2 separate regions of the Homo sapiens genome follow, and region 1 is linked to region 2. Evidence: read pairs that join two places in POLR2A ChIA-PET (ENCODE). Cell type or tissue: K562. All regions are shown on one strand. Each heading gives the region's core, and the rest is flanking DNA. Links, peaks and the distances in the headings are about the cores only.

Region 1 (6,082 bases), core at 1,163-3,662, 52 kb after region 2:
CATGCACAATGCACAATAGGGTTTGCACTCCTATAAGAATCCAGTGCCACTGCTGATCTGACAGGAGGTGGAGCTCAGGTGGTAATGTGAGCAATGGGGAGTGGCTGCAAATATAGATGAAGCTTCGCTCACCTGCCTGCCTGCCCACCACTCACCTCCTGCTGTGTGGTCTGGTTCCTAACCGGCCATGGATTAGTATGGGTCTGTGGCCTGGGGACTGGGGACCCCTGTGCTAGACTACTTGAATCTCCAGAGCTGTCAGGAATTCTTTAGGGTTTGCAGCCAACCGCAGGTCCCAACGGATTGTGTTTGGGCCTGCTTCAGGCTTTCATGTTTCCTGTTGGCCCCTGCAGGCATTTGAGTTGGTGGCTCCAAATCTATTCCAGGGTTTCCCAAGATGTTTTCTGTGGAAAGGTTTAGAGGTCAAGCAGGCACAGGAGACTGTAAGTCAAAGAAAAAAAAAAAAAGAAAAATAGGGGTTGGGGGAATGGGGAGATGATAGTCAAAGGGTACAAAACCTCAAACAGGGGGCATAAGTTTTTTCCTTGAGATGTATTGTACGGCATGGTGAATATAGTAAATAGTAATTATTGTATATTTCAAAATCATTTAAGAGTTAATTTTAAATGTTCTAGGCTGGGTGTGGTGGCTCATGCTTGTAATACCAACACTTTGGGAGACTGAGGCGGGAGACTTCAGCCTAGGAGTTCAAGACCAGCCTGGGCAACATGGTGAAACCTGTTACTACAAACAAAAAAATACAAAAATTATCCGGGTGTGATGATGCATGCCTGTAGTCCCAGCTATGGGAGAGGCTGAGGTGGGACGATCAATTGAGCCTGGGAGGTTGAGGCTGCAGTGCGCTGTGATCATTCCACTGCACTCTAGCCTGGGTGACAGAGCGAGACCCTGTCTCCAAAAACAAACAAACAAACAAAATAAAACAACAAAAAAAAACACCCCCAAAATTCAAATGTTCTTACCACCCAAAATGACAAGTATTTGAGGTGATGTATATGTTAATTAACTTGATTTAATTATTCCACATGGTGCTCATAAATCATAGCATCACCTTGTACTCCATAAATATATACAACTACACAAAACCCCAAATGGTTTTCTTTGCTGTAGGGCTTGTCAGAGCCTGTGATATGCTAATTTTTGTTGTACATCTCCAATATGTGGTCATGATATATACTCTAGGGTATCTCAAAGGCCTGGTGTTTAAAGCCCCATTTTCCAGATAGAGAAACTAAGACCTGGAATGAAACTTAGGAAGGGATTTTCCCAGGTTATGCAGTTACCTGTTACAGAGCTAGGGCCAGACTCCTTGCTCCTGACTCCATGGCCAGTGCTCTGCCCAGGATACCTCTTCCTCTTCCTTCTTCCTTTGTCCTCAGAGAAGTGTTGTGTGTGCTGCTGTTTCCTCCTGAGAGCTCCTTACCTTTTTCTGGCCCCCTCCTGCTTGCTCCCAGCATTAGAGGGTGTCTGTTTCCTTCTGGGCATTGCTATGAGATGGAGCTATGCCTAGTTTATGGCTGCTGGGAGATCCTTCTCAGACTAATAGATGGCAATAAGGCTTCATCCCAGCTGCAGGGCCCCTAGCAAGTTAATTCCATTTCCTGAGCCTCATTCTCCTCAGTTGTGTAATGAAACTCATCATCTTGTCTGTCTTCTGGAGTTTTTGAGAAGTTCAGCTCTGATATCATACATGAACGTGCTCTACTAATTTTCAATCCATATGCAGATATCCATGAGTCTGACAGTTCTTATAATTTCTGGGGGCAGTGAGGACATGGGAAAAGGAGGCCCTGGCTGTGGGAGCTAGCATGGTTGGGGCCCTAAAGTTCTGATCCCCTCCCCCGGCCACAGTTGATGTCTGCTTTTCAGTGTACTGCTGCCTCTCTCTGCTCTCAGTTCCCCTGAACATGTCTGAAGTGGGCCGGTCTAGCTGACTCGAGGGACCCATGTCACAGGTGAGACATGAAATGAAGCACGATTTTCGAGCTGGGGGGCCCTATTTTCCTAGTTTCCTGCTGGGAGTTGGTGTTAGAGTGGGGAAACAACTCAAGTGACTTGGTGCCTCAGTACAGCTCTGCCTGGAGCAGGGAGTTCCCACCAGCTTCTGCCCAGTCCTTTGATGCCCCCACCCTTCATGGAGGGTGGCCGGTCACCTGGCTTGTGATGTAGGGTGCACGCGGGCATGCCGATGCCTCCATCAACACAGCAGTTAGGTTCGAAATGCTCCAGGTCCTCTGCTAGCTGTGGGGGACTCTGAGTGATGGGCCAGGGGGTAGGCCAGGCTGGGTTGTGAGGTGGGAGGAGGTGGTGGCTCCCTGTCAGAGAGTGTCCTCTCCTGGAGGGCTGTTTGCCCAAGTTATTCTTAGCACAGACTCATTATAGAGTCTATTTTTAGCCCTGTTTCTAAGTGTTGCCAACATCTGGTGCAGCCAGCACTAAAGGGGGTGGGGGTGGCAGGGGCTACTCCTTTGGACATTTCTGGGGACTGGAGCCTCTGGCAGGAGAGCAAGGACAGAATCTTCTACTTCCTGCACCTGCCACAGCTTGAAGCTTGGCATGCAGTAGGTGTCCTATTCATGCTTGTGCGTTGATTGCTCTCCCAGGATCTCATCCTTCCAGCTCTAGCTCCTGTGAGTGGGTGGGTGGTGGGGATGGTGTTACCACAGCTGGAGAGGATGAGCTGAAGGTGCTCATCAGATAGGTTTCCCACATCCACCCCTCAGGGGTCCAGTTGGCCTCAGACCCCTGCAGAGAGGCCTCAGAGGAGGGAGGCAAGCCCCAAACTATGGTGCTTGTGACAGCTACCGCTGAAGGAGGAGCCAGCAGACATTATAGGGAGGGGGTGTACCACTGGGGTGAGACTGCCTGGGGTTGAATCCTAGCTCGGCTCTTTCCTAGCTGTGTAAACTTGGGCAACTCATCAACCTCTGTATGCCTCAGTTTCCTCCTCTGTGAGATGGAGATGGGAGTGTAGTGTTGTGAGGATTAAGTAAGATAATACTGTATGAACTGCCTAAATAGAAAGTGCTGTATAATAGAGAGGTGGTGGTATTAGTAGCAGTGGTAGTGCTATATTACTGAGAAGCTCCGTATGTGACATCCTGTTGGGGTGAGTTGGGTAGGAGACCTCTCAGCTTTTCTTTGAGTGAGATGAGGCTTGCAGTGGGGCTCAGAGGAAGTTGTTATAGCCAGGCACCACGACAGTGGTGATGTCTGCAAGGCTGCAGTGGGGGTCAAGAGCTATGTGCTGGGTTGGAATCTGGGCTTTGCCACTCACAGGTTGGGTGACCTTGGATGAGTCACTTAATCTTCCTGAACGCCCACTTCTTTATATACAAGAAAGAAATGATAATACCTGGGTCATAGGCGTGATGTACGTGGAGCTTTTTGCCCTGTACTGGGAGCATGGGAGGACCTGAATCCGTGAGACTTTTTTTTTTTTTTTCTTAATTGAGACAGATTCTCGCTCTGTCGCCCAGGCTGGAGTGCAGTAGCGTGATCTCGGCTCACTGCAAGCTCCGCCTCCTGGGTTCAAGCGATTCTCCTGCCTCAGTCTCCCGAGTAGCTGGGATTACAGGCATCCGCCACCACACCCGGCTAATTTTTGTAATTTTAGTAGAGATGGGGTTTCACCATGTTGGTCAAGCTGGTCTCGAACTCCCGACCTCAGGTGATCCACCCGCCTCAGCCTCCCAAAGTGCTAGGATGACAGGTGTCAGCCACTGCGCCCGGCTCATGAGACTTTTTTGGGAGTGGGGGTGTTGCTGTGTCCCTTTCCCATGTGGAGGATGGGGTCCTGTTGTCTTGAGAGTCTTGGGAAACAGCTTGGCCTGGAAGTTGGGAGGGCCAGGGCTGTGGTCCTAGCTCTCCCTAAGCTGTGTGGTCCGCACATACTCCCTGCTTCCTCCAGACTTCCGCAACATGGAGAGGCCAGAGAAAACTGTGGTTTTCAGATTCTTCGTCACAGTCCCAGAAGGTGCCTTGGGTACTATCTGGGAGCGTGGGGGAGGCCCTGGTTGGAGGCCAGGTGGGGTGGTCCTCCCACTCCCCATGCTGCTCTCCTGCTCCTCACACTGACTCCTGGTGCTCCATGGAGCGGCTTCATCCTCATGTTTTACATATCAAGGGTCCAGGCCGACTTTGTCTGAAAATGGGAGTGCTGCTGCTAACATCAACCTGGGACTTTCTGGTAGGTGACTCCCAGGCTCCTTGTCGTCTGACATTTTGTGCCCTCTGACTTGGCATGGACTCCCGGAGGAGTGCCAACCTGTATATCAGGGTCTGGAGTGCTGTGGTCACTGGATTCCCTGAGGGCTGGAGTCCCTTGGGGTGTGGAGGGCAGAGGAGGCTGCCTCCAGGGCCTCTCTGGGGCCGGGCCGCCACTCAAGGGTAGAGCTTCCAGCGCTGCCCCAGTCTCCCCGCACCCTCGGGATGGGGGTCCCCTGAAGACAATAGTCCGTCTCAGAAGCAGTGTCTCACAGGAGGGAGGGGTGATATGGGCAGAAAGGCCCTGCCAGAGTGCTGGCATGTAGTAAGTGCTCAAGAAATATTTGAAATGAATGAATGGAATGATACCATCAAGGCCGCACCTCTGATCTGGTGATGAATTTTCCCTCGCCTCCCTTTTCTTCCTTCTCGCCCCTGCTCCCTCTTCCCCATCCTCTGCTTTGTCTGACTAGCCATAAGCTACCCCAGCCTGGGTTCCAGATTCAGCCTTATTCATAATCTAGAACAAAGACACTTCCCCAATGTGAGTTACAGTTTGTTCATCTGGAAAACAAACACGATGGGCTCAGGTTCCGAAGGCCCTTTGGTTCTCACCGTCTCTTTTCTCAGGGCATGGGAGTGATTTCTCAGAGTAGGGGTGGTAGAAGCACATGCATACACACACGCACACACACAGACACGCACGCACATGCACGCACATGCATGCACATGCACACACACGCACACATGCACACGCATGCACATGCACACACACGCACACATGCACACGCACACACACACACACGTGCACACACACACGCACACACAGGACTCAGTGCAGTGGTCTTGGCTGGGAAAGGTCCTTGCCCTCTGACCAGGAAGGAGCCCTCGGAGCTGAGGTGCTCCCAGACTCAGCACTGTTTGGGGCCTACAGGATGTGGTGTGGCCCACTCTAGCTCAGGCTGGGGGGTTCCTGTGGGTGTCAGGGGATGGGTGGCCATCCAACTGTGTCCACTGGGCTGGGCTGCCACAGTGACTTTGTGTATGACCTTCAGGGAGTGTGGGTGGCATGCATCAGGACGCCTATCTGTGTCGTTATGACTGGGCGTGAGGGAGGGTGCCACATGTCTAGCCAGCCAGGGAGCAGGGCCAGTTAGCTCCTGTTCCTGGGTGCCTCCTGGCTCTGGGGAGAATAGAAAATGATTCATGCAAAGGGGCCCTCCCTGTTTTGGCCACAGCCTGAGGAGTAAGGTGGCCTGGCTGTCTGCCTTTCCCTGCTGCCCACCAGGTGCCTGAGTTCTCCCCTCCTTCCTCGCCTCAGACCGCGTTTCTCCCTGGGGGTAGGTGGCTGCCCTTCCCTGCAGCCTGACACCCTCTCAGAGACAATTAGAGGAGTAGGCTGCCCATGCCTACAGCTATAAGAGTGAGTCAGCGTAGGGACCGGAGGGGATCAAGTCTCTCTGAATCCTGCGGCCAGACGGTCCCTGCACCAGAAGAAGTGGCCCAGTGAGGCCTGGGCTGGGATGCTGTGGTCAGCACTGATACCAGCTGAGTGGCTTTCCAGCTTGAGAAGACCTGCCAGGGACAGGAGAGGACAAGCTCCACCTGCCCACCACCCGCCTCGCCATCCTGGCTGCAGCCAGCTGGTGACTCATTCTCCTGGGGAGTGAGCCAGCTCCTCTCCTGGGGTACCCCAGCACCCTGGTGCAGGCTGGGTGGCCAGGAGTCCTGGGTGCCTCAGAAAACCTGTGCTGAGCCCAGGGCCCTGGTAAGCTGGGGAGGGAGGACTGAGGCCCTCTGTATGGGGTGGGGGTCGCAGCCAGACTTCTCTTGCTCCTTCTCCTGGCCCCCGCAG
Region 2 (5,779 bases), core at 1-2,500:
ATGGTTTTTGTGACAAGTCCATGATTTTTTTTTTTTTTGAGACAGAGTTTCGCTCTTGTGGCCCAGGCTGGAGTGCAGTGGCGTGATTTCAGCTCACTGCAATCTCCACCTCCCGGGCTCAAGCAGTTCTCCCGCCTCAGCCTCCCAAGTAGCTAGAGTTACAGGTGCCTGCCACCGTGCCCAGCTAATTTTTGTATTTTTAGTAGAGATGGGGCTTCTCCATGTTGGCCAGCCTGGTCTCAAACTCCTGACCTCAGGTGATCCACCCACCTCAGCCTCCCAAAGTGCTGGGATTACAGGCGTGAGCCACCGCGCCCGGCCAGTCATTTATTTTTCTCCTCCAAGAAGCCCTGGTCATGAACCTACAGTTGCCAGGGATGGATGCTCTGTTGAAGGAAAGGGGTGGGATGGCTGGAGTCCTAGAAGCCAAAAGGGGAGCCTGTGAGGACTGCCCTAATGAGGTAGAGCCCAGCCCTCTGAGGCTGGTAACAGGTGAGGAGTGCAGCGGAGCGGGCACAGCTACAGAAGAGACACCTTCGCCTTCTTGGGGAGCCCTCACTGACGCCCCTGCCAATAGGCAGGCCCCAAAGGGCACTGCTGTCCTTTACCACCTTGGCCCAGAGATGGATCCTGGATCCTCCTTAGCTGCCCCCAGCATGGCTGAGTCAAGACCAAACCTTTAAACAGGACTTTACTAAAATCCTAGGATTATAGCAAAATGAAAAAATACAGTGTAATGTGTAACTAGATAATCTGGCTTGCTAAGTGTCTTTCCTAGAGAACGTCCCTTCAGGAATGGACTGTTAGGATGCCTCTACCCTGCCACAAGGCTGGGCGCTAACAGAGCCGCCACATTGGAGCACCTGCCTGGAAGCACAGGGTCCAGCGGGGCTGTGCTGCACACACAACCTAGTGCTGATCTGTTCCAGGAGCTCCTTTCTCTGTCATGAGGCTGCCTCTCTCCTCCTCCTCCTCCTCTTGCTGGCTTCCTTTCCTCCAAGACTCCATTTCTGTCTGAAACCCCAGTGCGGTTCATCTAAAGGAAATGCTGCTTTTGTGATAAGCCACTCAGGGCCCAGGTGAAGAATGAGAGTTGTGTTTGTCCAACTTGGGGAAAAGCCTTGTCACTGTTTGTGCTCCAGCTCCCTGTCCTGTGGAGCAAGCAGACCTGTCCTCTTCGTCACCAAGGAAACAAGCCCAGGCGAGACACCCCACCCAGTTCCCTCCCCCTCCTACTGTCCAGGACACTGCTGCCTGGGCCTCATTTCCTGGATCCTACCTCCTCTGAGTGGGGGTTGGACTGGAAGCTTTCAGACCCCCCGACCTCAGGTGTCACTTTCTGTCAGTGAAATGGGCAGTGACGACTGGCCACAACAGGATGTGAAAAGGCCCTTCGAGTGGGGCCCAGCAGAGCTCAAGAGGGCAGCTGCCACAACCCCAGAGCTGGCACCAAACCCTTCTCCCCCTTATATCCTTTTGATCTCTGGACCAGAGGGGTCACCTGCTGCAGGCTGGATTCATTGCAGTTTTCCACACTGTAGTAGGGAAATGCTGTCTTCTCTCTGCAGCCTTACCAAGCAGCTCAATTCTGTTTGGATGTCCACATACACTACCCCTGCTACTACTCATGACCTCCACAGTTGGGGTGGTGGGTGTCTCCAAACAGGAGGGTGGATATGTGGGGGCAGGTATGGCTATGCCGGGACCAGGCTTAGGGGTCCTGGCCGTGTTTGTGACTCATGGGTCAGTGCAGGCTCCGCCTTATCGATGGACAGATACTATGATGGGGTAGCCAGAGGCTGGCTTAAGAGACCTGTCCTGACTGGGTCATTATCTCTGCTACCTTAAGCATTTGGTTACCCAATTGGGCTCGGCTTTTGTACCTGGAAGACATGGAGCTGGTATGAGAAGTAGCCAATGAAACGATGAACATGGCCCCACTTTGGAAGTAGACAAGGCTCCTGCAAGCTGTGTTAACAACTCAGCTGTTCCCTTAGAAGTCACAACTCTTAAGTCCCCCTAGGCTGTCGCTTTGCTGAACAAATCAAGAAGGGGCAGTTATTCTCATTCTCTGGGTCGCCAGATCCTGGCCTGACCCCTGGGGTCTCCCTAGAGCAAGTCATAATTGCTTCGATGATCATTTTGTGGGGCTTGGGGGTGTCGAAGGAGTCGACTTCCAGCTCAGTGTGGCCCCCAACCTTTCCTGTCCCCTCCCCTGGTCACTGCCTCTGGCCCATGAGGTCTACTACAGGAATTTTCCTCTCGAGGGAAGGACAGGGTGTGAGTGGACAGCTTTCCTGGCGGGAAGGGGTGGGTGGGAGCGATGCCCAGGAGGGTAACTGCCGCCCCTGTGTTTGAGCCCGCCCTGCCGTCAGGCTGTGGTGCACAGATGGAATCAGTTTCCATCACCATCATCATCCAAAGATCATCACCAGCATCAGTGCATGTTTGCCGAGTGCTGGGTTCTCTTCTTTAGAAACAGGCCCTACCCACCCCTGGGCTGCCCTCAGGAAAGGACAGGATCCAGCATCCTGTCTGGGAGTGACATTTCAGGTCAGACCAGGAGGGGCCCTTCCCAAGGTCCCCCCGGGTAATAATAGCACTTTACAAGGGTATAAACACAGTCAGCTTTCCACAGGGCCTTGTCGAATATTTATCAGGCCTCACTGGCGGGATGTTATCATCACTGTACAGAGGAGGAAACAGGCCAAGAGGTGACGTAACTTGCCTCAGGCCATGAAGTTAATTGGTGGCTTGGGCTAGGGCTGGATGCCTGTCGTGTGTCTCCTCCACCCCCTGCTCCCTGCCTGGCCTGAAGGAGCCTCATTCTCTCAGGTGGGCTGCAGGGAGACTGTGTTGGGTGCTTCTCCCTGGATTGAGTCCCAGCAGGGGATCACATTCCAGTGCTCCCACTCAGGAATCCTGAAATCCAAGCCAAGGCCTTTCCCAGTTAACTATAGGGTGAACCTGCTCTCCCCTGGGGCCTGCCCTATGCCCACCTACCAACTCTGCCCCTCTACTCTCATTTCCTCAGAAATGGCTCCTGGTTGTGTCGACGGGAGAGGCCAGAGCAGGTGTGCAAGAAGAGGCTTGACTTCACTCGCCCCTGCCTGCCTCTCCAGAGAGCAAATCAGCCTCATGGGAGGCCCTCAGAGCTTAGGCTTCCTGAGCTCTGGGGCGCTCTCTGACCAATATCTTCAAGGGGTGTCCTACTCACAGGTGGGGGGTCTTGTAATGAGGCACCCGTGGGCTTTCAGAAAGGTATAGGGAGGGCGGAGGCAAGGGTGGGGAGGGCCTGTGTGAGCCCTTCAGGGCTCTGTATAGTTCACAGGGTCCAAGATAGAATCTCAGAGCTTGTAGGGCAGCTAAGCTAGGACCCATCCAGGGATTTCTGCAACAGGAGTCCTGAAGATACTTACATTTCCAGGACAGGGAGCTCACTACCTAACAAGCCCTCCCTTGACTCAAGTATTATGAAGTCCCTATAATTCTTCCCACTGGGTCCTAATTCTGCTCCTGGATCACAGCATGGCTAAGTCTAGTCTCTCTGCCAGGGTGCTGAACTTTGAAAGTTGGCATCACCACTTACTAACAACTTGACTCATGCCCCAGTTTCCTCATCTGTCACACAGGGATAATAACAGTTGTTGTGAGGGTCAAACAAGAGAATGTCTACCCAGCATGAAGCATGGCGACTGGCCCATAGTAGGTGCTCAGTAAGTGGCAGATGTTATTTTTACCTGAACGTGGTCTCTTTCTTTCTTTCCTTCTTTCTTTCTCTTTCTTTCTTTCTTTTTTCTTTCCTTTTTTCTTTCTTTCTTTCTTCTTTCCTTTCTTTCTTTCCTTCCTTCCTTCCTTCTTTCTCTCTCTCTTTCTTTCTTTCTTTCTTTCTTTCTTTTCTTCTCTCTCTCTCTCTTTCTTTCTTTCTTTTTTTGAGATGGAGTCTCACTCTGTAGCCCAGGCTGGAGGGCAGTGGCATGATCTCAGCTCACTGCAACCTCCGCCTCCCAAGTTCAAGCGATTTTCCTGCCTCAGCCTCCTGGGTAGCTGGGATTACAGGTGCCCACCACCACACCTGGCTAATTTTTCTATTTTTAGTAGAGATGAGGTTTCACCATGTTGGCCAGGCTGGTCTCAAACTCCTGACCTCAAGTGATCTGCTGTCCTTGGCCTCCCAAAGTGCTGGGATTACAGGCATGAGCCACCACACCCAGCCTTGAACATGGTTCTTTCCAGCATGGCTAGGTGTCTACTGCTTTGTGTTCTAGTTTGACCCAGAACTGAGTACCCAAGTTAGCATAAGTATCATGTCTGAGCTAGCACTTTACTGGCTCTGTTGGCTCTTGGGCCCTTAAAGCTGACCCTGACCTGAAATCACCAGGTCTCCACTTAAACAACTGCAGTATTCCTCACCCCCAACCCCTTCTGTATTGGAGTCCTTGGCTTGTTAACTGTCCGTTCATTCAGGTGACATTTCTTCTAGGTGATTGGAGTCTGTTCTGGAATTTAGAGGTACTAAATTGTCTCTAAGACAAGTGAAGAGTAGAGAGGGGTGGCTGGGGGTGTCTGAGAGAAGTGTCTGGGAGGAGGGTCTCTGCTGGGGGTGGATGGTGAGGCTGGAGTACCTGGAGCTCTCAGCCAAGTGCTTCCGGGAACTTGGTTCTGTGAGCCCCCCTGACTAAAAGGTCTTCTCGCCACTTGTTTTTTGTTTGTTTGTGTATTTGTTTGTTTGAGATGATCTCGCTGTGTCGCCCAGGCTGGAGTGCAATGGCATGATACCGGCTCACTGCAACCTCCGCCTCCTGGGTTCAAGTGATTCTCCTGCTTCAGCTGGGATTATAGGCACCCACCACCACGCCCAGCTAATTTTTGTATTTTTAGTAGAGACAGGGTTTCACCATGTTGACCAGGCTGGTCTTGAACTGACCTTAGGTGATCCACCTGCCTTGGCCTCCCAAAGTGCTGGGATTAAAAGTGTGAGCCACCATGCCCGGCCTCGCCACTTGTCTTGCTTCACCAGGTGAGTCACTCTCTGGGTCTCTCTGGGCTCCCGTTTCTCCAGGGATGGTCATTCCTTGCAGAGTTGCCTGTGGAGAGGAGTTGGATGAGTGACACAGGCAAGTGAGAGCATCACCTGTGCTCCAGGTGCAGGTTGTCATTAGGCTCACTTTTTTTTTTTTTTTTTTTTTTTTTTTTGAGATGGAGTCTCGCTCTGTCGCCCAGGCTGGAGTGCAGTGGTGTGACCTCGGCTCCGTCTCCCAGGCTCAAGCAATTCTCCTGCCTCAGCCTCCTGGGTAGATGGGATTACAGGCTCCCACCACCACGCCTGGCTAATTTTTGTATTTTTAATAGAGACAGGGTTTCACCATATTGGCCAGGCTGGTCTGGAACTCCTGACCTTGTGATCCACCCGCCTCGGCCTCCCAAAGTTCTGGGATCACAGGCATGAGCCACCTCACCCTGGCCATTAGGCTCATTTTTAAGGGATCATTAGTATAATGACTGAGTTAATGGGTGGGGGCAGGGAACCATTAGCCCTGCTGATGAAGGAGGGTATCTACAGCTGTCTCCTTCTCCCTGCACTTTACCCCCATAGCTGGAGAGGCATGATCCCTTGGGGGACCCTCCTTGTTGCCTCCCTCTACCTGCCCCTCTTCAGCCTGGCCTGGTTGCCCTCTGGGTAATAACGTCCCAGAAAAAGTGTGTGAGGTGACAAGATGGAGAACTGGGGGCTCTGGCTCTCTGGGGGAAAATAAATGTAAATTGTAATTAAATTGTT

What was found. Peaks named below come from ENCODE experiments on the same cell type or tissue, not always from the same donor. Only the 100,000 strongest peaks of a DNase experiment are listed, where the experiment ranks them.
Region 1: POLR2A ChIA-PET joins it to region 2 with 5 read pairs; 9 of 35 experiments call an interaction of 5 or more read pairs at or near these places.

What each region holds. Positions count from the first base shown.
Region 1 is chr6:41,713,061-41,719,142 of GRCh38, reverse strand. The region is part of intron 1 of TFEB (transcription factor EB); the gene reads left to right. Among named protein-coding and RNA genes, the nearest start is that of MIR10398, 18 kb to the left of the region's middle. RefSeq lists enhancers at 2,251-2,310, 2,551-2,650, 2,761-2,810, 4,891-5,614, 5,615-6,082. In K562, for the core only: no CTCF peak of the experiment used is centred there; no DNase peak of the experiment used is centred there; H3K27me3 peaks cover 1,735 bases.
Region 2 is chr6:41,764,287-41,770,065 of GRCh38, reverse strand. No RefSeq gene overlaps it. Among named protein-coding and RNA genes, the nearest start is that of FRS3, 13 kb to the left of the region's middle. RefSeq lists an enhancer at 1,791-2,643. In K562, for the core only: no CTCF peak of the experiment used is centred there; DNase peaks (open chromatin) are centred at 1,185 and 1,784.